Linked DNA regions of Mus musculus: all the other regions are linked to region 1. The links are chromatin loops, found by intact Hi-C in ENCODE. Cell type or tissue: gastrocnemius. All regions are shown on one strand.

What was found. Peaks named below come from ENCODE experiments on the same cell type or tissue, not always from the same donor. Only the 100,000 strongest peaks of a DNase experiment are listed, where the experiment ranks them.
Region 2: a loop joins it to region 1, with 6 times the contacts of the local background. A loop is called at or near these places in 39 of 42 quality-filtered maps.
Region 3: a loop joins it to region 1, with 6 times the contacts of the local background. A loop is called at or near these places in 15 of 42 quality-filtered maps.
Region 4: a loop joins it to region 1, with 13 times the contacts of the local background. A loop is called at or near these places in 15 of 42 quality-filtered maps.
Region 5: it touches region 1 in a loop (6-fold over the local background); 18 of 42 quality-filtered maps call a loop at or near these places.

Annotation. Positions count from the first base shown.
Region 1 is chr15:25,715,235-25,720,234 of GRCm38, forward strand. All of the region lies in intron 4 of Myo10 (myosin X), which reads left to right. Among named protein-coding and RNA genes, the nearest start is that of Myo10, 95 kb to the left of the region's middle. In gastrocnemius, a CTCF peak has its summit at 2,003 (motif pointing left); DNase peaks (open chromatin) are centred at 181, 564 and 1,981; H3K27ac peaks cover 462 bases.
Region 2 is chr15:25,438,091-25,443,090 of GRCm38, forward strand. All of the region lies in intron 1 of Gm48957 (predicted gene, 48957), which reads left to right. Among named protein-coding and RNA genes, the nearest start is that of Gm48957, 26 kb to the left of the region's middle. In gastrocnemius, a CTCF peak has its summit at 3,083 (motif pointing right); DNase peaks (open chromatin) are centred at 3,079, 3,348 and 3,868; H3K4me3 peaks cover 932 bases; H3K27ac peaks cover 1,850 bases.
Region 3 is chr15:25,425,844-25,430,843 of GRCm38, forward strand. The region is part of intron 1 of Gm48957 (predicted gene, 48957); the gene reads left to right. Among named protein-coding and RNA genes, the nearest start is that of Gm48957, 14 kb to the left of the region's middle. In gastrocnemius, a CTCF peak has its summit at 2,891 (motif pointing right); a DNase peak (open chromatin) is centred at 2,893.
Region 4 is chr15:25,484,468-25,489,467 of GRCm38, forward strand. No RefSeq gene overlaps it. Among named protein-coding and RNA genes, the nearest start is that of Gm48957, 73 kb to the left of the region's middle. In gastrocnemius, a CTCF peak has its summit at 1,919 (motif pointing right); no DNase peak of the experiment used is centred here; H3K27ac peaks cover 495 bases.
Region 5 is chr15:24,586,806-24,591,805 of GRCm38, forward strand. No RefSeq gene overlaps it. Among named protein-coding and RNA genes, the nearest start is that of Gm35827, 140 kb to the right of the region's middle. In gastrocnemius, a CTCF peak has its summit at 2,312 (motif pointing right); a DNase peak (open chromatin) is centred at 2,298.

The sequences.
Region 1 (5,000 bases):
GGCATTTTAAAAAGACCTGGAGTACATTTTTATATGCTTCTTACATGTTAATTATTAATGAATGCAAATTGGCCCACTGCATATATCCTATTGGAGCCTGTTGTTTGCTCTGAGAGGCTGTGGCAGGAGTGGCGAGTCCGGTCTGGATGATGTCCAACACAGATGTGATGAAGTGTTGAGGTTTCCATGGAATATCCAAGCTCTTCATTCACGTGTCCCTCCAGGCACCCACTCATGGGACATGACAGTGACTGAGGAGTGACAGGCCACAGAACTGCCACTGTGAATGATCTTGACAGCTGTTTTACAAGGCTTTCTAGCCCCAACTTGTGACAAAATAATTCTATTATTTGAAGAGGGAAGGAAATGGGAAGAACAGTTTGGTTGGGGGGGAGGGCAGTATATGAATACCCACAGGACTTCAAGTTCTGTGACAGTACGACACAGGGACAGATGGAGAGTGCCGTCTGTCATTTTTGGACCCCAAGCCAATCAAGCTTGCCAACACTGTAGCCCCGAGTCACACAGACAGACCTGGTCAGACACCCAACCAGGTAATCGGAGGACAGTTCCCAGGTGGTGGAGACTGACTGGATCTGAGGCGAGCAGGCTGTACCCGCCCCCCATCCTCTCCCCAGATTGGAGAGACTCTTCCTGTGGGGGAGGGGTACCAGTGGAGGTCCTACCGCAGACCCCAGGCTAGGGAGAGCATGCCCAAAGATGGCTGAGATGAGTTCTTACTGCCCAATATATCAGTGAACAATACACTGCCAGGCATGAAGGCATGGGACCCTTTTGCAGCCTGTGATGTGAGCATGCTCTAATGACCGACCATCGCAGGAACCATACCGTTTTCATACAGCAGGATCCGGCCGTTGTACTTGTGGGAGGTTCCCCTGCTTTTTCTCTTTTGAACAAATAGACATGACATGTACATGGATGGATGAACTGATTTCCCCTCCCCCAAAGCCCGGGGAGAGATGGACTTTGTTCTCTTCTCGGTCACTGTAGCAACGCTAAAGCTAACGTGAGGCTGCAGAAGTAGCTTGTCAGTGTGTTAAGTGGATCAAACAGGGATCATGATAATTGAGAGTCCGTCCAAGTGAGGATACCCACTGTGGATAAGCAATAGCGTGCCTAATAAGGGAACTTGACTTGTGACTCAAACATCATGTAAGATTGCTGGTTTGTTTTGCTTTTGTAAGTCAGGCTCTACGCATGTAGCTCAGGCTGGCCTGGAACTCAGGATACATATATCTATCTCAGTCTACTGAATGCTGGGATAAAAACGTGCTACCAGCTGAGTGATGGTTGTGCATACCTTTAATCCTAGCACTTGGGAGGCAAAGGCAGGTGAGTCTCTTGAGTTGATGAGGCCAGCCTGGTCTACAGAGCAAGTACCAGGACAGCCAGGGCTACACAGAGAAACCCTGTGTTGAACAACTAAAAAAGGGAAAGTAACTTTACGTAGCTAAATGAATCCACAAGAGTCTTTGTGAATGGATTTGTGGCCCAGGCACGGTGACTTTTAATCCTAGTATTCTTGGAGACAGGGTCAAGTATCTCAGAGTTAGAGTTTGAGGGTAGTCTGTTTTACCAGGGCCATCCAGTGCTATGTAGTGAGACCCCATTCAAAAGCAAAAGAATTGACTCGTCACTAGAATGTGGGGTGGGGTGGTTTTGTATTTGAAACCCAGTCTCACTCTGTAGCCTTGGCCTGCCTCTGCTTCTCCAGTGTTGGGCAGTGACACCACGCAGGCCGTTTGGTTCAATAGAACTTACCAGCAGATTTGTTTTTCTTTGTTTTGTTTTTTACTTTTTCTTTACTCCTCCCCTTCTGTTCCCTCTCCTCCCCTTCCCTGCCCTGCTATCTCCCTGTCCCGTCTCTCCCATTTCTTTAAAGAAAGTATTGGAATTAAGAAAACAAGAGCTAGGTTGCTAGATACAAGGATCTGTTTGGTTTCCTTGGGCCTAATCTGCCCCCTGGTGGATGCTGTGTGTCTTGCTAGTCTCACAATGGTCTCTCGCCTTCTTGGCATTAAAATCACAGAATATTCTCTTTCTAGCCCTCCACATTATCAAGTAAATTTTAAAACAAGTAGTTTAGCCTTGGCTGAGATCCCCAGCTGGGCATGGCAATGCCGGGCCTTTAGGGTTCCATTGTGTACTGTTTCAAGGTTGTTCTGCTCTGAAACTCTGTTTTTAAAAAAAAATTAAAATTTTTAAAATGTATGTGTATGAGTCTGTATGTTTGAGATCTACCACTGTGTGTGTGTGTGTGTGTGTGTGTGTGTGTGTGTGTGTGTGGAGAGATTAGCTTGTTGTGGTCTTTTTGAATGTGAGTGAACTCTCGAGATGCAGTGTAGTGTCAGGTGACAGAAGTCACAGCAAATGTACCTGTAGGAGCTGCTGACTCCTGGTCATGGTTTAGGTGTTGAGGGAACCTTCAAGCCGTTAAGTAGAGTGAGATTCTCCCTGGGAGTTAGCAGAACAGGGCAAGTCATGAGAGCAGGGGATGGAACAGGAGACCCACACTGACTGGCCGACTCCGTGCTACCTTTGCCGGGGTCGAAGGAGGAGCTTCCTTCTCAGACTGACCCAGACAGACTGGAGTTTCCTGCTTTCAGGAAAACCTCGTCAGACCTGCGGTTCATGTGCTTCCTCAAGGCTTCAGTTTGACTGTGCAGCACTTGGCTTGAGTGACTCCATTTTTGTATAATCTAGTCCTTCCTTCAGGGCCCAGTACAGAGCTCAGTCTAAAAAAATAAAATAAAATAAAATAAAATAAAGTAAAAAATAAAAAAAAAAACATGGGGGCTGGTGAGATGGCTCAGTGGGTAAGAGCACCCGACTGCTCTTCCGAAGGTCCAGAGTTCAAATCCCAGCAACCACATGGTGGCTCACAACCATCCGTAACGAGATCTGGCGCCCTCTTCTGGAGTGTCTGAAGACAGCTACAATGTACTTACATATAATAAATAAATAAATCTAAAAAAAAAAAAAAAAAAAAAAAAAAACAAAACATAACTTTTGTCCTGGGTAAAAAGCTAAGGCTAACTTGTCTGTGTGGCTTCACACCAGGACAATATGTGGTAGGCGGCCAGCCTTAACTAACTGTCAACCAAAGGATGAGTAAATCAGAGGAAGTGCTCAGGGTCTTTGCTTGCTTTGTGTTTGGAGTTGTCAAAAATGGAGCCACTTCTTAACTGGGCCTTTTATATTATGGGATGGTATAAAAGTAACTGGGTTTTTGATCTTTGTTTTTTTTTTTTTTAATTTATTATATGTAAGTACACTGTAGCTGATTTCAGACTCATCAGAAGAGGGCGTCAGATCTCATTACGGATGGTTGTGGGCCACCATGTGGTTGCTGAGATTTGAACTCAGAACCTTCAGAAGAGCAGTCAGTGTTCTTAACCATTGAGCCATTTCACCAGCCCTCTTTGTTTCTTGAAGTGTGTCTTGCTGGGTACTGAGCCAGAGTTGGGTGTTTGGTTAGACAGAGAACATGTGACAGAGGGCATGGTCTGTGACTTACAGTCAGAAGCAGGAGAAGGACATGTGTATGGGTGAGGACTGTCTGGAATGGGACCAAAATCTGTGGAGAAAGGCTCACTACCGAAGCCATGATGTGAGGACTGTTTTAACTTGCTAAGACCTTTGGACATGGGCAGGAGAGATGGCTCAGTGGTTAAGAGCACTGACTGCTCTTCCAGAGGTCCTGAGTTCAATTCCCATCAACCACATGGTGGCTCACAACCATCTGTAATGCCCTCTTCTGGTGTACTCATATAAATAAAATAAATCTTTAAAAAATAAAAATAAAAACCCTTTGGACATAATCTTTTAGACCCTAGAGATGCTCCTTTAGTTAGCTATCAACTAGGAAATGATAGAAATTAGGTTTGATCTGATTTTTATGTTAAGAAAAATGTGTTGTTTTGGAATTTGATGCATAGAGGGCATGCTTGATCAGCAGAGGCAAACAGAAAGGCAAAGAGCCTATGTCCTAGGTTTGGTGATTGGCTCACCGGTGTCTCAGCTTCTCAGCCCTGTCCAGCGCCTGCAGCAAAACCACCCCAGCGAGAAACAGATTGGAGGGGTGCGGTTGAGTAGGAAATGTATTCACAAGCAGGAAGGTGGAACGTAAGGACCAGACATCATCTTAGACATGATGGATCTAGAACACTGCCAGGTAGCTCCCATCTGTCCTGCTAACAGCCCAAGCATCCCCGTGCATGGAGAGTCAGTGCATGCTAGCACCATCTCCTGCTGGTACTCGCCTGCCTCCTTCCTGATTAAAGAGCACATTGCTCCCAGTTCTTTTGAGCCTCACTGCCCTGACACTTTGATTTCGTTTTATGATAATTAGGCATAATCACTCAAAAGTCTCCAGCTGTTACGTGTTTGGGGAGGAGAAGGCATGCACATTTGGTTCCGTGACTTAAAATAAGCCACCCTGATTTCCTCTCCAGCTGTCTTACTCTCTTCCTTAACTCGGGTCTACATGGGGTTTCTCTCTGACCCTGCTCTCTCTTCCCTTCTCTATCTCCCCCCCCCCCCAGGAGTTTTCCTGTTCTCCCAATCCCACCTGGGCAGCTTCTCTGAGTCCTCAGGTATCCTATCTTGATATCTCACATCTTGGGTTGGGTTCTGAGTTCACATCATTTTCTCCCCTAAAATATGCCCTTCCTCCCACAATTCTCCAGCTGCCCTGTCCCAAGGCTGAGGCCTGGAAACTGCTTTTTGTCTTAGAAGTAGATTTGTTTTGTTCTCTCCAATGTAAAGTAAAATTATCAAGTCAAGTACGCTAATTTTATGTATACAGTGCAGTGACTTTTGACAGATGTGGAAACTGTGGTCTGCATCCAGCTCATCACGCTGGTAAGCTCGCTGGTACCCAGATCCTTCCAGAGCCTCTGTCGTGTGCTGCCCCCAGCCCCTGCATCTGGCAGGGGTACTGTGCATGCCATTGGCTATTTCCTCAAATTTTTCCTCTC
Region 2 (5,000 bases), 280 kb before region 1:
CCCACTCCTTTTCTACTGCCCCCAAAGCCTCCTTCACAGGACCACTGTCTTCTGTCAGTCCTTGCCCCACATCTTACTTCAAAAATGAGAACTGTACAATGGGACCTTACAAAACATCATTAGTGGTTGTAGACTGGATATAAAGTATGTAATATAAACAGCTTTGAGAAGGTATATCTTTCTGTGCCATTGCTTAAAAGCACCACATGACTCTCGTTCCTTCTAAGATGTCAAACTGTTCCATTCTCTACCTTTCCTAACATTTTCTTCCAGAATGTGTGATGTGCTAAAATAAATCCATTTCTTTTCAGCGGGCTGATAAAAACCCACAGATCTCCAGTGCTAGACAAAGATTGGCAGAGGTAGTTGTCGAGCCAGCCCATCATGTGACTAGAACGCCACAAATATAATGCAGTGAGCAGATAAAAACGCCACAAATAAAATGCACTCAGCCTGAATGAGGTGGGTGAGTCAAGATGTCAGGCGAAAGGCTTGGGGCAGCAAGATGGTGCAGTGGGTCAAGGCACTTGCCACCACCAAGTGTTACAACAAGAGCTCCATCCCTGGCCTGGGACCCACATGTGGAGCAAAAGACCAGATTCCTGCAAGCTCCTCTAACTTTCACCCCCCTCTCTTTCCCTTCCTCCCTGGTATCTCTCTGTCTGTCTCTGTCTCTCTCTCTCTCTGCCCCCCCCCTCTCTCACACACACACACAGAGACACTAATTTTCTAATGTTGGTAGTTGGAAGTAACATTAACTAAGCAAACCATGACTGGCTGTCTTATATCAGGAAATATGAGAAACAGGACCCAGCCAGCCTTCTGTAGCTGCCCAAATAAGTAACTGCAACTTAGTTGCTCAAAGCAACAAAAATGTAACTTCCTCCAGGCCTGGAGGCCATAGGTCAAGGTGTTAGTGCGGCTGTGCTGGGGAAAATGTCTCCTTGCTTCTTATTAGCTCCTGCCTGCCGTCAGCATTTCCAGAAAAGCTGTTAGCATTTCTGGGCTCATGGCCCATCAAGCCAACCTTCTTCACACCATACATATGTCCTTATGAGAGTATCTGCCATGGACATAGGTCCCACACAAGTGATCAGTAATTTCCCCATCTCCAAAGCTTTAACTCATATGTCTGCAAATATGGAAATGTCCATATATGCTGGAGATCAGGTTGGGGACAATTGTTTGGAGGAGGGGTCATCATTCAACTCTCTACATTGCCACGATCCAAAACCAGCAGTAAAAGCTGATGCAGAAGCCCGGGAGGCAAAAGCTGCACGACAGCGGCTGTGTGCGCACACGACAGAAGAATATAAACCCCAAGAGCTGTACTGCGTTGACCATGGCGGACTGTAACCTCCCTGAAACAAGCATGTGAAAGGCCGTCAAGTGTCGGAAAAGCTGAACAAGTATATTTAGGATAAAACCTCATTCTTTTTTATGGGGTTTTGTAGGTAGTCATTCATTCATTCATTCATTCATTCACTTTGCATCCCAGTATCTGCCTCCCTCTCCTCCCAGTCCTCCCCCACCCCCATCACATGGCTCCCTCCCACAGGGACTCCACAGGAAGACCAACAGAATCTTTTTCTTTAAATCTTGAGTGTAAGCATGTCCATGAGCGATGTTTGTGGACATGTGTGCGCATGCTTGTGTGCAGGAGGGAAGCATGTGTAGTTGTGTAAGTCAGAGAAGACTATTCCCGGTGGTGGGCCTTGACCCCTCCCTTCTTTGAGACAGGGTCTCCTCTCATTGTTCTCTGTTGCATACAACAAGAAGCCAATGGGGAAATTCCCCAATGGGACAATTACTGATCACTTGTGTGAGACCTACATCCATGGCAGATACCCTCATAAGGATACATGTATGGTGTGAAGAAGGTTGGCTTGGTGGGCCATGAGCCCAGAAATGCTAACAGCTTCTCAGAGTGTTAGGATCCGTCTGTGAGCTCTTGGGAATCCTCCAGTCTCAGCTTTGCATCCTGCCCTAGAAGCACTGGAATTACAGATAGTCTACTTTTCATGGGCTCTGGGAACCTGCCTCAGCTCCTCACACTTGCAGCAAGCCCTTAGTGCCCTGTGCCTAATTAAACCTTTCACTAGGGGATAACGAGTGTGAGCCTGAGGAAAAGAAGGCTTGCCCAGAAAAGCAATGGACTCCCGTCCAGCAAAGACTCTCAAAAAGAGAACTGCTGACTTTCATTCAAATCACGACAGGTAAATGCACAAATGCCATTATCCTATAAGGGACAAGGTGACATTATCCATTACTGGATCTCAGAGTGTTAGGATCCGGTGTGACATGCATGGAGTCCCAGGTCACCCTATCTACCTTCTGAGACTTGTGCCCTAGCCTGGGGTTGCATGGCTCATACTGTTACTACTCTTACATTCTCAGTGAGCCTCTGATTGTCCTTCGCCTCGCTGCGGTTAATTACTAACTTTGTAACACGGGAAACTCCAGCCAAGCGATTTTATCCCCTTTCCCACTGTAAGTCAATGAATCCGGGAATCTGTAAATTTCCTTCCACGGAGGCTATGGATCTTTCCTATGAGGTCTTGAATGTAGAACACACTCCAACTCTCTGGAGGGATTCATATAAGGCTCTGTGCTTGTGTGGGGGAGGGGGCGATTAACTAAGCCCCCCAGGTTCCAAGGGTCTCAGAAGTCTACCCCATAAGAGCCCTTGACAAGCCAAGGCCAGTAAGGAACAAGGTCTATAACTCAATGTTTCTCTTAGACCATCCCCTTACACAAGAAAACCCCTGAGTTCTGGTTTCAAGGACATGCCTTTAAAGAGACATGTATGTACCATACCAGAGACTCAAGGGTCTCTTCCCAAACACTTGTCCATATAGGTTGTTGGTTCAGGAGAAACTCTTTTTTAATTACGTGGTAAAATGAAAGAAAACAGCTAACATTTTTTTAAAACCCATAAAACTTCCTTTTCTTTTTGGCTTATTTATGAAATATCCACCCCTGTGGTTCTTCATAGTAGCTTCACAACAACTTTTTGGAAGCATGGACGAAAACTGATCAACCAGAACAAGCATGAATATCACAAAATTCCCGCTAGGGGGCGCTGTAGTTTAAAAAGCTCCAGAACAAACTCAAAACCCCTAATTTAGGTAACACCGGTCATTTTATTAACATGCCAAAAAGGAACTGTTTCTGGGGAACGAAATGCTACTGTTTCTCAGACGTAGCACAGCAAAACAATTTCAGAAGGCACTCACGGGAAAATAAATTTTTAAAAAAAAAGTATTTTTCTGGCCGCCGTTGCTAAAAAGTAGCTGACTGAAGCGCTCAGGGTTGGCCCCAAACTAAGGTCAGAGTGTACGTGCCCCGGAAACCCGAACCAGCCCAAGAATGCGCACGAGGCTTCGAGCCCAAAATATCACGAAAAAAAATCCTACTCTGTGCCTCGCTACTCCGCCCTCATCCCACCCCCCCACCCCACTTCTGCTGATACCCAGAAACAAGAAAAAGTAGGCAAGTGGCAGACCCTTGAAAGTGAGAATTTGGAGTGGCAGAGGTTTAATTTCATTATGTGTCGCATGTGCGCTCCCTGAGGAGGACACAGCTTACTTGTGGAAGGCGTCATGTGACAGGGAAAAAAAGGTCAAGCAGACACCTTCCCCTCTAGCTGAAGCAGAGAGATGCGAAGCGAGTGCCAGGGACCAGAACCTCAGACTCTGATCCAGCCCAAAGTGGTTGATTGCTTTTTCATTAGTCATTTTCAAAACATAAATTATTCATTACTCTAAAAATAAAATCCTAGTCTAGGAGTTGAACACCCGAGGGCTTGGGACAAGGCAAAGGGAAGCCAGGACAGAAATTTTGAACAAAGCTCAGCCAGTGTGCGCGTGCGCACTGGGCACCCCGGCCATCGGAAGCATCCTTCACACAGAAAACCCTCACAGTGCCTGGGGCCAAGGGAACCCTTCCGTTCATTTGGTCAGAGCTAAGGATAGGATAGCATTTCAAACTGCGTCAAGATCCCCTTCCCCATCTTGTGTGATGTTCTTTGGAGATGTAATCAAGTTAAAAAGAAGCCATCAGGGAGAGTCCCCGTCCAGAGTGACTGTCATCTTTCTGAGCAGAGGACGTTTAGAGATACAGAGAGACCTGCCATGGAGCAACAAAGGCAGAGACTGGAGTGGCATATCTATAAAACAAAAGACGCCAAGGACTGGTGACAGCCCAGCAGTCAGGAGCAAAGTGCTGACCAGCTATTGCGTGGAAGCCCCTGGAAACGTCCCTTCCCAGGCCTTGATTCCAGACTCCTAACCCTTGGATCTGTGAGAACACAGGGTCCTGTTGTCCAAGTCACCCGGCTTGTGGTATTTGTTCTGGCAGCCTAAGGACACTAACCCCAAAGTCAGAAAGAAGTCGATGGAACAGAGGAACCCTGTGAAGAGACCCTTAATTAATGCAAGGTCCTGGGACATTCTCTCTGTTCTTGTCTCCCCTTTTCTCTGTTTCTTCCCTCTCCCAGTCAACAGTTCTCGGTGATTTCTGCATCCATTTGTGTGACTTAAAAGACCAAAAAGCTACATAGTCTGCCTGGTGTTTTAAACCACTGTGCTCCCGCGAGTCTCAAAGTATTGCGGTAACTTTTTCCTAATCTTAAGTCATTGAGAAGGGAAAGGTAAGAGGGCAGCATTTACACTCTGTATATAGGCCATTGGCAGAGTGGTTCCTTAGCAAGCACGTGACTCCAGGTTCAATATGTTATATAAGAAAAAAATACTGGGGGGTGGGGAGGAAAGGAGGAAAATAGCACATAAAGATAACATCTCTGAGATGCAAAGAAGAGTTGAATTTCCTATCTTAAGTCCTCATCTTACAGAACTCCGAAGAAAGGATTTCCAGCTCCCTCTTTCACTCGGTTACCCTGTATTATTAATTATCACTTATAAGAATAAATAAATGGCTCAGTGGTAGTGGCACACGCCTTTAATCCCAGAACTCTGGAAGCAGAGGCAGACAGATCTCTG
Region 3 (5,000 bases), 290 kb before region 1:
CCGTATGAGCTGCAGCAGAAGTCAGCAGAACAACCCATGAAGAGTGAAATAGCAGGGGCTGAAAGCAAGGACATTGCTGCCTTTGCCACCTAACTCTGGTGCAATAGCAGGGAAGCCAGCCACCGTAGACAAGATAATAAACAAAAGGGTGTGGCTGTGAACCACCAAGAAGAATTTATTCATCAAGAAAAAGGGCACAGGGCTGCTCCCTTGCCCTCCTACGTTGATAGTGCTCATTTTCTCCTGGTTAAATCATGTGTAAAGCTGAAAGAGTGAGTTTGAGACTTCCTTTTTAGAAAGCTGAAATATATTTAATGTGCATTGCCTCGATTTAAAAAAAAAAGATTGATTGGTTTATTTATTTATTTCACCTATGTGAGTACACTGTCACTGCCTTCAGACACACCAGAAGAGAGCATCAGATCCACATTACAGATGGCTGTGAGCCACCATGGGGTTGCTGGGAATTGAACTCAAGACCTCAGGAAGAGCAGTCAGTGCTCTTAACCACTGAGCCATCTCTCCAGCCTGTCTTATTATTTAGAGGCAACAAATAAGTGAGAAAAATACTCTGTAAACCTTTAAACACATATATAGAGTTGCATGTATTTCTATAACATAAAACCATTCCCTACTTACATGGCAAGCACCACAGATCCTTTTATAGACTCAAATCCATTCAGTCATTTTTTTTTCCATCTACTCTAAACATTATGTTTGCCCGAGGTGATGACAATCAGAACTCAATTCTAATTTCCATAAGGGGGACTTTCAATCCCTCCTGGGATTTATTTTATTTTAGTCTCATGACACATTATCTCACTAACTGAAACACTGCATGGTCTATGTGCTGGTCTACTCTCAATTCTCTGCTTGTGTCCATGCAAAGTGGGAGAAAAGAAAGCAACGAAAGCCTCACTCCCTCCGATGAGAAGAAGCAAAAGCTACACAGCCTCGGGGAAATGAGGGATGAAGCATAACGGACATCATACTTAGGGTGGAGACTCTTAAATAGCAGGCAACACAGTGCTTCCCTTGTGATATAGGACACCAGACGCATCCTGCTCAGAAAAACCACACTCGGCTCTATCTCTAGCTGCCTTCACTGAATTCCCAATGGCAGTGTGTAAATTAGAGTCTAGGTTGAGTGCTTACTCTTTCATGCGGTGTTGGGGAACATTCAAAGGCTTGAGTCAAGTTCGATCCTAAAACTGAATTCAAGCCACTATGTTTTGAAAACTTTAAAAAAAAAAAAATCACCGTTCAGTATTTAGAACTGAAAAGGTCCATATTGTCCAGGAATGCCCAGCCCAGTGCTCCCCGTTCCCACCCCAGGGTAGAAATTGATGATCATGAACAGCTAATTAATCACATCCTTCCCATGGGTAAATGTTCCTTGCTGTACTCTAGCCCTGACAGCACTGCCCATCTTTGGCTCAAAACTGCTGTGACTGCCATCTCCATTGTAGCTTAGTTCCATCATTTTGCAAAAGGGGACTCTCAGGACTTTAAGCCTTGAGATCTTCCCAAGTGCTACTAACAAGCTATAGTCGGCGGTTGGTCCAGTAACCTTCCTACTTGTGTTTGTCATGCTCTCCTGTGATGGTTGCTGTTGACTGTCAGAGATGGGCTTCTGAGAATGTCTTCAAGGTATTATCTTTTTAGATGGGGGGATTGGATATTTTCTTTATTTGCATTTCAAATGTTTCCCCTTTCCAGGTCTCCCCTTCAGAAACCCACTATCCCATCCCTTCTCCCCCTGCCTCTATGAGGGTGCTCCCCCACCCACCCACCCACCCATAGGACAGGGTATTATCTTGATGGAGAACTACTGAGGTGGGATGTCTACCCATTGAGGGTGGTATCATTCTGTACCTGTAGAAATGAAGACATTCAAAAGAGACACTTGTGTATCTCAGTGTGCTATCAGACTACTGGAACAATGGCCCTCAAAAAAAAAAATAAGGAATTTTCCCAGGAATTGCATTCTAGGAGAAGGAAGAGACCCTAGCCCAAGGGGATGAACTTGTCTCTGGAATAGTCTAAGAATTTGTCAAAATATCTACATACCCTCAGGATACACCTTTAATTCCTTGGATAGAATGCAAACAGACCCTTAAGTTTACACTGTTATTCCCAAATAGGGAAGGTAAAGTTAGTTTGTAGAAAGAAACAGCCTTGTTTGAAAGTGGTGTCTAATTGAGTGGAAGACAAAGTGATGAATCAGAGAAAGATTTGACAGAATAGGGTATGCCCAACTCTCACAAGAAGAGAGAGAAAAGGGAGACTACTTAGGAAAATGTAGCACACAGAGAGATGAAAGAGAAGGCAGTTTTACCAGGACAGTTGTACAGACACAGGTTGCAGAGAGGAAACAAGCCAGACACAGGTGGAGACTGAATGAGCCAGAGAATATGAAGGAGCCCGAGATTAGAACAGATTACCAAAGTTAGTATGAGGCCAAGCAGAGCGATTCAGTAAGAAACTGAGAGAAATTAAATCGAATCAGTCAGCTTGGAGAGGAGTTTGAGCTAAAAAGGCTGAATTGAAAGAGATAGGGTCTTACTCATAGAGGTCCACCTGCCTCTCCCTCCCAAACGGTGAATTAAAAGTTTGTACCACCACACCTGCTTCTGGCCTCATTTTTTAAAATCCTGGTGGCTTCTTTCCTTCCTTGCCTTAGTTTTGGGGTATCACAAGCATAACCTGAACAGAGGCAATGGGAGTAAGAAGCCTTTTTGCCCCATCACATTTCAACATGTGTAGTATGTGCCATTGGCTTCCATAGTGTGGAGACTTTATCGGTTTGTGACCGCCCCTTTGGCTCCTTTATTTCAGACATGTTTCCTATTTTCACGTAAATGGGAGAACTCATTTACTGGACTGATTTTCCAAACAGCCACAAGGTGGCAGATTCAGTCAAGAAACTCCAGAGACACATACTTAGTTGATTTCTGCCCTACAATGAATACAGACAGTTAAGATTGTTCTTATAAACACGCCAACAAACTGGAAGGCAAGCGTCATCGTTAAGACATGTCTAGTGACCAACAAGACCTCAGGTGCAACCACAAGGAAGGAAATGTGCTTTTAAAATCGGTAGGGAATCCAAGGTGGTTCTATAGACGGATTAAAAAATGTTGAATCCCAGAAGTCCCATCCTCCTGCAGTCGATGGGAACAAACATGGAGTCTCATAGCTGGACAACGTGCAGAGAGGGAGAGACCTTGGAACACTCAGTCCTAAATGGGATGGCCCCATCAAGTTCCTCACCTGGGAGCTCGGGGACGCTGTGGAAGAGAAGACAGAAAGATTGGAAGAGCCAGAGGCTCGCAGAGATTGTGGCAGCACACACAGACAGCACTGGTCCTAGCCAGTGGACTCCCAGCACTGGGAAGAGTAGACACAAACCCCCACCCCTAACTCACACGCTATCACCAACTGATGATCACTGACAAAGGGAAATTACTTTCTCCAATGGAGCATCACTGGGTATACAAGTCACACGTAAGGCCAGGCCCATGACCAGCAGGAGATGGCCAACATAAAACAAACTCAACAAAGGGGTTTTGTCTCACATGCTTTGTCTGTTCTGGTATTAATGTCTTGCTGTTGTTATTGTCTTGTTTGTCTCTTTGTTTTAACCTTACAGATCTTCTGGTTATATATTGTGCTCTCTGATTTTGTGTTTGTATTGATTTTGTGTTTCTGTGCGTTCAAATGTGTGTGTCTCAGTGTCAATATGTGTTTCTTCTCTCTCTCTCTCTCAATCCTGTTTTGTTGTTGTTGTAATGTTTTTTGTTTTGTTTTGTCCTGTTCTGGCTTGTTTGTTTTTATTTTATCTCATTTTATTATTATTATTAATTTAGATGTCTGTTCATAGTCTAATAAGATAGAGAAGGAAAAGGTATGGATTTGGGCTGGTGGGGAGTGAGGAGGAGGTAGGAGGTTGAGAAAAAGGAAAACAAAATAAAAGTTTACTATATGGAAAAAAAGACATTTTCGAGGAAAAAACAAAAAACAAAGAAATTTCTCTGCTTAAAATAATAATGCCCTTTCCTCCTTGGCTGAATCCCATTTGTTTGGTACATTTCACTGTTGAATGATAAATCTAAGACACAGGAGACTCTCCAGTGTGAACAGAACTGAGGCCTCTTTGGATATGAGAAATCTAGATTTTTTTTTTTAACCTGAGTTTCATTTGTATAAAAAGATTTGGGCCGGGGTGTTTGGGGATAGAACACACACATAGCATGTGAAAGGCTCTGGGTTCAATCCCCAGACAAAAACCAAATAGGATTCCATATAGAAAATAATAATATGACTGTTTTATTGTTTTTGCCCAATGGAATACTTATCCTGAGATAAAATTGGTTTTTCTCTCTGAGAAGGGGACTGTGGAGTTTGACTCTAACACCATCTGAGGTCTCACCCACTCTACTGCACGTCTACTTCCTCTGACTTTGCTTACATCATTTATTTTTACCACTTTTTTTTTTTTTTTTTTTTTAGACAGAGTTGGCTATGTAGCCCAGGTGTTCATCCCCCACAGCACCCTATGCACTGGGGTTATAAGCGTGTGTCAGCAGACCCGGCTCTTCCTCAAATTTTATTTATACAGGGTTTTAAGTATTCAAATATTTTTCCCTATAAAATTTAAAAACTGAGTGGCATTCTTAAACTCATTTACTTTTTTCTGCTGATAATCAGGAGTCATAATACTAACAGGTATCTGAGGGAACTAGTCAAAGCATTTGCTCCCTGTGTGACTTTATCATCTCCTCATCATTTTAACAAGTAACAGGAAGGAAGGGCTGCACTCCTACGGTCATGAAGGTGTCAGTCCAGGATCAGCTGCCTGGCTTGTGTTGGGTTGTGGGACAGAGGGCCATTTGCTCTTCATAACTCAGAAGCAAAAGGAACAAAGGAAGACACTGGGGTCCCACGGTCCCCCCTTGAAGGGCCCAAATTCAATGACTCTCCATAGGTACAACCTCTTG
Region 4 (5,000 bases), 230 kb before region 1:
GGATATCACTGGTCCTTTAATAAGACTTAATTCACAGGAGTAAATGATACTTATTGCTACTACAAAGTATCAGAACTTCCATGAAAAGTTCCTGAAGGAGATTTATGTGAGAATACATAATATGGCTTCCATCTGAAAAACACTGAATAGACTCTCCTTTAAAAAAACAAAAAAAGCATTACTGAATCTTTGAATTCTTCTAGCAACTTAAAGAACTTAGGGAAAACATGTGCAAGAACGTCCATAGCAGCCAATCACTGGAAGCATTGTAAACGCCTCTCAGAGGGTGAATGGAAAATCCACACCATGAACATCTCAGATAGGTCAGAGGAATTATGGGTAAAAGCAAGTCCATCTCAAAAAGTTGTGACTCCATTTGTACAACACATTCAAAATTAGAGGGGGAAAAATAACTACGTGTGTGATTGTCATGTGCTTAGGCTCGTGGGGAAGCCGGGTGTGTGTACACAGTGGTAGCATGAGAAAGCCTGTGCTAGAGGCACAGTTGTGTACAGACTGTGGTAAAGAGGAGACTAACACGCCTGTGTGATAACATCATACAGAATGCCCCACACTCACAAACACACAGATGAGTGTGTGTCAGGTACTGAAAGCTGAACACGGCTGTCTTAGTTAAGATTTCTACTGCTGTGATGAAACACCGGGACCAAAGCAACATGAGGCAGAAAGACTTCATTTGGCTTACACTTCCACCTGGTCGTCCATTGTTAAAGGAAGTCAGGACAGAAACTCAAGCAGGGCTGGATTCTGGAGGCAGGAGCTGATGCAGAGGCCATAAAAGAGTGCTACTTACTGGCTTGTTCCTCTTGGCTTTCTCAGCCTACTTATAAAACCCAGGACCACCATCCCAGGGATGGCACCACCCACAATGTGCTGGGCCCTCCCACATCAACCACTAATTAAGAAAACGTCCTACAGGCCTGCCAACAGATGGGTCTTATTGAAGCATTTTCTCAACCAAGGCTCCCTCCATTCCAGTGACTCTAGCTTGTATTGAGTTTACATAAAGCTAGCCAGCCCAGCGGTCTCTCACTTACGGTCTCTCTCGGACGGTACTAAAGTCCACATCGTGGCTTTGACTGTATACTGATTATGTAATGCGTGACCACTGAAAGGTCAGGTGAAAGGGAACTGACCTCTCCATCTGCCTTTCCCTTCGGTTTCTTGTAGTTTCCCAGGACTCTGTCATTCTTTCACTTTACAAACAAACCAACAAAAAAGTACATCCCCAAAGAAAAACCCTTTAGAAGTGAGAGCTGCGGAGAAGAGCCAGCCATACAAGAAGCAGCTCCAGTGGGACAGCAAGATCTGGCTTCTCGGGAGGCAAAGGAAAAACAGAACTTGCTCCATCATCTGTCTGTGAGTTCAGGGTCAACGCAGGAGGGTAGGAAGAAACGGATGGACTTGGTCAGAACTAAAGCAGTTCAGATCCGAGGGCCCCAGCCCCAACCCCAGCCCCAGCCCCAGCCCCAGCCCCAGCCCCAGCCCCAGCCCCAGCCCCAGCCCCAGCCCCAGCCCCAGCCCCAGCTCCAGGAGTCTTCTGCCTTCAGGTACACAAAGTGTGTGCCACAGCCTTCGAGAGCCAAGTGGCATACTCACTGTGAGAGGACACAGTGTGCAATTTCAGAACCCCACAGAAAGGCACAGTTAGGGACCTACACACAGGGCCAGCTAGTCGCCTGTTATTAAAACTGCGGCCTACACAGCGTATGTTTCTTTGAGGTATTCAATTCTTTCGGGGCACATGTGAAAACAGTACTATATATGCACTGTTCTTTTCCAAGTGGTAAAACGTGGGTGAAAATCGGTGTAACAGCCACAAGTGTTAGCCTACAGAGAGTGGACCCCTTGGAAGGACACAGGAAATTCAGTTTGTTAAGTTTTGAACTGGCCACCAGAGGGCTTATTCTAGTCTCAGTGAAATAACACAGTGTAATCATGGATTTGAAATTTACAGCATTTTTACAAGGAAGAATGAATTGAAAACCAAGCTCTGGGTTTCTTGCTGTGTCTAATATCTGGCTGAGTCTACAGTTTGTAAAATGTGAAATTGGCTGATCAAACGCCAATACATACTTTAAAGTTATTTTCTTATTTTTAAGTTTGGCTTTCTCCGTGATGGAAACCAGCCACCCCTTAAAAGCACGAACACAATTTCATTTCCCAGTAGGTAAGCGAAGTAGGGCCAAGCACCATCTTAATTTCTGTCAGTTTTATTATTAATATACATATATAGATCCGAATACTGTGCAGGTCAGTAAGAGGTCTGCAGACATTGGCTCTTTATTTATTATTTAAGATAATTCTGTCAGGCTATGAAATGAATTTTCCCAAGCCACCTCTGTCCCCACACCTATCTCTGTTTAGTGGTTTCAGTGCATTTTGTTGTGAGGCTTTAGGGAGAAACTCTCATATTCTTCCTGAGAGGCAACCTAGCTTTAGGGAAAGAAGGGCTGGAGGTCAGAGATGTACCAGTTTGCTTGCCTAGCATGCATGGAGTCCTGGCTTCCAGCTCTACATCTCTAGCACAAAAAAAAACAAAACAAAACAAAAAAAAAAAAACTGGGACGTGGAGGTGCATGGGAGGATCACAAGTTCAAGGCTGTCCTTGACCATAGCCTGGGATACAGATAATCCTGCCTTCAAATTTAAAAAACGAAGAAGGTTTGCAAGTCCTATTTCTGCAGTGCTAACAAGGAAGTGTTGGCTGTGGAGACCTTGCAGAGCAAGGCCTGGGTCTTGTATTCAGCATTGACCAAAGGGCTCTCAATCCTGCCTAGGGTTCTACCTCCATACACTCCACTCCTAAAGCACAGGTCTCAACTCTCTATTATTTTATTACACATGATAGACAAGAGAGCTAAGCACAGGAACAAGTCAGTCACAAACTGCCATTAGTTCCCTGACCCACTGTGATGGTTTGTATATTCTTGGACCATGGAGTGGCACCATTTGGAGGTGTGGCCTTGTTGGAATAGGTGTGACCTGGTTGGAATGGGTGTGTCACTGTGGGCGTGGGCATAAGATCCTCACCCTAGTTGCCTGGAAGTCAGTCTTCCACTAGCAGCCTTTGGATGAAGACATAGAACTCTCAGCTCCTCCTGCGCCATGCCTGGCTGGATACTGCCATGCTCCCACCTTGATGATAATAGACTGAACCTCTGAACCTGTAAGCCAGCCCCAATTAAATGTTGTTTCTTATAAGGCTTGCCTTGGTCATGGTGTCTGTTCACAGCAGTAAAACCCTAAGACACCCACTGACCAATTTATAGATTTTCTCGATTCCCAGATGGCACCTAGGATCTTGTTTTACTAATATCATCTGCCTCTCTGTTTCTGACTATCTCTCTGACTCTGTCTCTCTGTCTCTCTGTCTCTCTGCCTCTCTCTCTCTCTCTCTCTCCCTCTCTCTTTCTCTCTCTCTCTGTTTTGTTGTGTTTCAGACAGGGTCACACACAATCCTGAATTCATTGTATAATACAAGATGGCCTTAAATTCTCTTGACTCTTCCACCTCTCCTGGCTCCTTGCCGGTAGGTCCAGGAGAGAGGAGAGAGGTCCCAGTTCTGCCAGGGTCTCTCCAGGGCTGAGCAGGATGGTGAGTGTTTCAGCCCAAAAGAAACACACCGAGCTGGGAGTCTTGTTAAAGCAGGAACTCAACTCTATGGCATCAGCCTCTCACTTATATAAGTTAAGAACATAGGGAGAATTTTTGGTGGGGTAAGATGATGTAGGAGGCAGGGAAGGGTGATGGAGGGTATGGAATGAGTGACAGGGCCAATGGCAAAGCTTTATATCAGCAATGGCAGGGCAGAGGCAAAGCCAAACAGGTCTTGCTGAGTCATCCAATATGGAAGTGACTGAGACAGATCTCAAAACTCCAGGCTTAGGCTTTGCCACAAGGCCACAGAAACTGGAGCCAGGCTCAGGTTTGTCCTCAAGGCCCAAACCAGGGCCAAAATGGGGCCTAACACACCTTGGTTTCCTAAATCCTCCCGAACTCCTGGGTTTACAAAGGTGTATTACCAAACCCAGTTAAAGCCCAAAGTTTGCTGGTAGATTCAATGGGAAGAGGGTTTGTCTGGAAATAATCACAGTGATCTATACAGTGCAGCCAATGGGCCATCGTCTCAGCAGACAAAGCTCGGCTGGAAGAGTGGAATGTACATCTCATCCAGCCATGGACCTAATCCTCAGCACTGCATAAGTGGGGGTAATGGCCAAGCCTGTAATCTCAGCACTTCAGAAGTGGAGGGTCATTCTTGGCTACCTGGTGAGCTGGAGATCAGCCAGCGATACAGGAGCATCTGCATAAATATGATTTATCAATGAATATTGATGACCTATAATTTGTTAGAAAGAAACTAGAACTAACAGGTCCTTGACATAGAGTGAGCCGTGTGAGAAAGTTGCAATAAATGCAACTACATGTGCCTCTTTGTCGCCTGCTCTGGAGATGACAAAGCAGAGGACAAAATCACTTGGAGATGGGGCAGAGCAGGGATGGGGGCAGGGCAGCTGCAGGTTCCCTTCAAACACCACTTTCACCTTATTGGTCACAAGTGAACATGTGCATTCAGGTGGGCTTGCAATTGGCCAAACAGAAGCATGATTGCTTAAGAGGCAAAGCTGCTAACAGCAAAAGCAGGGGTCTGTACAAAGACATCAGACTGGGACATGAGAATCTGGGGTCTGAGGCCCTAGTCTGATATAATGTGGCTCTGATCTACAATCCTTGCCAAAGACTATTTCTTGTTTGTTTGTTTGTTTGTTTGTTTTTTAATTTGCTTATTTATTATTTATATGAGTATACTATTGCTGTCTTCAGACACACCAGAAGGAAGCATCAGATTCCATTACAGATGGTTGTGAGCCACCATGTGGTTGCTGGGAATTGAACTCAGGACCTCTGGAAGAGCAGTTACTGCTCTTAGCCACTGAGCCATTTTTCCAGCCCATCAAAGACTATTTCTTTACTAC
Region 5 (5,000 bases), 1.1 Mb before region 1:
GTCTTCCTTATAAGTCCAAGATAAGCTCGCAACTCACCCTGAGCAAGAGGATAGCGAGGCAGGCTTGTGTGGCACAGAGGCCTGTGCGTGCACAGCCATCACGACAAGGATGGATCGGCGTTTCCATATTATCCACCTCAGATTGAAGACACAGAGTGCTGATGTCACAACAAGGTTCTTTCATATGTGAAGAAGTATCAAGTTTGAATGGAGGAAGAACTAAATGATTCCCAGTGCAATACACTCCTGAGTGTGGTGGCTTGCCAGGGATCCACCCCATAATCAGCTTCCAAACGCTGACACCATTGCATACACTAGCAAGATTTTATCGAAAGGACCCAGATATAGCTGTCTCTTGTGAAACTATGCCGAGGCCTAGCAAACACAGAAGTGGATGCTCACAGTCAGCTATTGAATGGATCACAGGGCCCCCAATGGAGGAGCTAGAGAAAGTACCCAAGGAGCTAAAGGGATCTGCAACCCTATAGGTGGAAGAACATTATGAACTAACCAGTACCCCGGAGCTCTTGACTCTAGCTGCATATGTATCAGAAGATGGCCTAGTTGGCCATCACTGCAAAGAGAGGCCCATTGGACTTGCAAACTGTATATGCCCCAGAACAGGGGAACGCCAGGGCCAAAAAAAAAATGGGAATGAGTGGGTAGGGAAGTAGTGGGGAGGGTATGGGGGACTTTTGGGATAGCATTGGAAATGTAATTGAGGAAAATATGTAATAAAAAAACAATCTTTTTTATTTTACAAAAGCAAAATTTCCCCATCAGTAATAAAATATGTGTACATCTATAATCAGACTTGTATTCAGCCACATAATCTCAGGATTTCTTTTTTTTTCTTTTGACTTTCCAAAATTTACAACTGATTATGTAAATTTCAACTAAAATATAATTATCCATGTCCATTATGCAATCTGTTGCTCTGTATCTCCCTTGTCCCTCCCTCCTTCCCTCTCACCCTCCAAATATGTGTGTGGGTGTGTGGATATAGATATAGATATGGATATAGATATAGATATAGATATGGATATAGATAGATAGAGATAGAGATAGAGATAGAGATAGAGATAGAGATAGAGATAGAGATAGAGATAGAGATAGAGATAGAGATAGAGATAGAGATAGATGTGTGTGTGTATATATATGTGTGTGTGTGTTTGTTTGTGTGTATGTGTGTGTGGGGGGGTGGGTAGACTTAAATTCATATTTTGGTCATATAAATGCAGAAGTTAAAAAATAACAATATGACAAATATTACAAATATTCCTATTGCTTCAAACATATTTTGTCAGGAAGTACCAGAAGGAAGTTGACGATATTGTACAAAGCCCCCCTGGATTAGGATGAAGATTCGGAATTCTTACAAATGACTGAAAGTGGATGTGCATGACACAGTAGATCACAGCAGATCAATGATGACAGACAGATAGAAAGTCCAAAGAATTCAAACCATCTTCTACTGCGCTGGAACCATATACCTACAATAAAGAATTACACATTCAGAATCATTATCCAAGAATGGAAATCTGGGGATGTACATTCTCTGCGTGTCACCTTCATGTTTACCATTCTAAGTACAACATAGAAGAAAAGTAAAGAATTTCTGTATATTTAAAGGCCAAATCTAAGAAAAATGTATAACTGAATTCTTCCTTGACTATAAATATTATTAAAATAACCCAAGTACTTTGGTTACCTAAGCACACAACACTAATAAATGCTATGTATTGTTAGCTCTGGGCTTCAGTCAACTATAATGTGGATATCCACTCTAAATGTGTGAATTTTGTTTTGTTTTGTTTTGTTTTGTTTTGTTTTTTCAAGACAGGATTTCTTTGTATAGCCCTGGCTGTCCTGGAACTCACTTTGTAGACCAGGCTGGCCTTGAACTCAGAAATCCACCTGCCTCTGCCTCCCAAGTGCTGGGATTAAAGGCGTGCACCACCAAAAGTGTGAATTTTTTAATACACTAGAACATTTCATTAGGTAAAAGTATATTATAAGTAAGTAGAATTGCATTTTCATGGAGACAATATTTTAAAATCAATTCTTTTCTCCTGATGTAAATATTAATGTCCATTAATCAATATCCTGTGAAGTATTGAAATTCTCTGGTAAATCACATACAAATTAGAGACAACACAAAGTTACACGATGACTTCTGTATCAGTGGGTAGTTAGCGGGGCTGTGCTTTGAGAACAAATACAATCGGCAACTTTATATAAAATAATAAAGAGGTCTGAATATTGGCCAAGACCATGATTCTAAAATGTTCAACATTTGGCCACGAGATGGCAGCATCACCTAAAACATAGCACACATGAAACTTCATCAGTTCCTAAATATTGCTAAAGTTGATGAGTGATGAAAATTTAAAAATGGCTTCCCCAGTCAGGGTTTAAGGAGAACTTGTCAGTAGGTATCACTTCACAGTTTGAAATGAAACCATAATTTAGGGAACAAATGCCCTGTACAGGAATTTTTTTCTAAGTTCCTCTTCCTTAAATAAAGGAGACATAACAAATTGAAAGCAAGTGTTGTACTACAGCCACACCATATATTTGTAGCCACTCGCACAGGCATAATCCAAAGGGAGACATCAATGACCTCTAAGAGACTCCACATCACTAACTTCAAAAGCTGTTAGTGGCACAAACTGAAGGGTTCTGAACTTTTCAATCACAGGGACTGGGATCTCTGGATTATGTGTGAGGTCCCCTAGGACAGGACATAAGCTCTAGAGCATACACTGCCAAAGAATTAAGGTTGTGGTTGAGGGAGAGTGTTTTATTTCAGGGAAAGTAGGTATACTCTTAAACCACAGAACAAGATAAGTCAGACCAAATGGAAAGAGATATGGGGAAAGAGAAGACAGAGTATTTCCTGAGCATTCTTAGACCAGGTCACAGCGGCAGCGTGGGCCACAGCTCAGAAGAGGACTTGCCAACCTCTGGGGGCTGCCAGCAAGAGTAAGGGGGGGGGAGGTCAGATCCAGAATGGAACGAGATGAGCATGGCACGATCTCTGAAAGTGTTAGAAGGCCCACTACACATTCGTTTCTTCTGGATGGCTGCCTATGTCAGTGAAATGGCCCATCCAGCAGATAAGAGGAGAGCAACAATCCACGGTATCTTCTCTCTCCTTCTTACCACGCTGATCATCATTCTCTCAGAGTAATGTTTCAGATTCGAAGCAGACCAAGCTGTCCCTTAGGTTCAGACTCCTGTAACTCCAGGTCTAGGGAACCCAGCCTCTACCTGCACATGGTATGTACCCATGCATACATTCAGGAAAAACACTCATAGATATATGATTGTGGAAGAACTGGCCATGCACCTTGCCTGGGCAAAGCAAGAGATCCAGTCATGGTGGTGTGGGAACAGGAGGGCTGACCAACTTAGCTACTCTCCCAGACCCAGATCCAGGGCTCAGAGCTGGACTGCCCTAACTTCTACCACGTCTATGAAGTGCTGGAGTATGTGCAGAGGCTGATGCTGCAGATACAAAGCTGCAGAATCTCTATAACCAACGGGCAACAAGAAGATATCTAAGAGAAGTCCCATAGAAGTGATGGTATTAAAAGTGTAGCAGAAGCCAGAGACCTCCAACCAGACCAATGACTCATTGCAAATGCAAGGGAAGCTGATAGGGCAAATTAGCCCAGAAACTTAGAATACCCAAGATATGAGATACAATTTGCAAAATACATGAAACTCAAGAAGAACGAAGACCAAAGTGTGGACACTTTGCCCTTTCTTAGAATTGGGAACAAAACACACATGTAAGGACTTACAGATACAAAGTTTGGTGCTGAGACGAAAGGATGCACCATCTAGAGACTGCCATACCCGGGGATCCATCCCATAATCATCCTCCAAACGCTGACACCATTGCATATACTAGCAAGATTTTTCTGAAACGACCCTGATATAGCTGACTCTTGCGAGGCTATGTTGGGGCCTAGCAAACACAGAAGTGGATGCTCACAGTCAGCTATTGAATGGAGCACAGGGCCCCCAAGGGAGGAGCTAGAGAAAGTACCCAAGGAGCTAAAGGGATCTGCAACCCTATAGGTGGGACAACAATATGAACTAACCAGTACCCCCCGGAGCTCGTGTCTCTAGCTGCATATGTATCACAAGATGGCCTAGTTGGCCATCAGTGGAAAGAGAGGCCCATTGGTCGTGCAAATTTTATATGCCTCAAGACAGGGGAACGCCAGGGCCAAGAAGTGGGAGTGGGTGGGTAGGGGAGTGGAGGTGGGTATGGGGGACTTTTGGGATAGCATTGGAAATGTAAATGAAGAAAATACCTAATTTTTAAAAAGTATATATACTGTGCCACACCGTGACAGTGTGTTCCCACAGTGACCTTTGTTTGTTTGTTTAACTGTTTGTTTGTTTTAGTTTTATATTTTTAATTTATTATTTACTTTTAAACTTCTTTGTGACTTTCGCTGCAAGCACCCCAATCCCACACCCCTCCCCATCCCTAAAGATCGGACACTGCTTTTTCAACTTCATTCCCATGAAGAAAACAAATTTTTAAAAATCAAACAAACAAAAACTGATGTTGTCCTGGAAGCTGTGGTGTATTGCGATGGATACATGAGAAAGCAAAGAAACTCTTGGGCGTTTTTTTTTTTTTTTCTTTTAAGTATGACCATCAATATTGAGATGGCAGTAAGATGTATTAGTGTAATAATGGCACAAATGTTATGGGAATAACTAATGACTCTTTGATTAGATTTAAGGCTCACCCCATGAGATGGAAACCATATCTGACTCTGCTAAAGTAGTCAAGAACCTGAGACTAGATAGTTCATAAACCCTAAGGGAAAGCCTATTATTGTTATACACCAGATGAACGTAACAACAATATGTGTCCTAATGACATATTGCTATACCCTTAGATAAGTAAGATTGTCAACTGTCATCAGAAAAGCTCCTTCTTGCAGTTCATGGTAATTAACACAGAGAGCGAA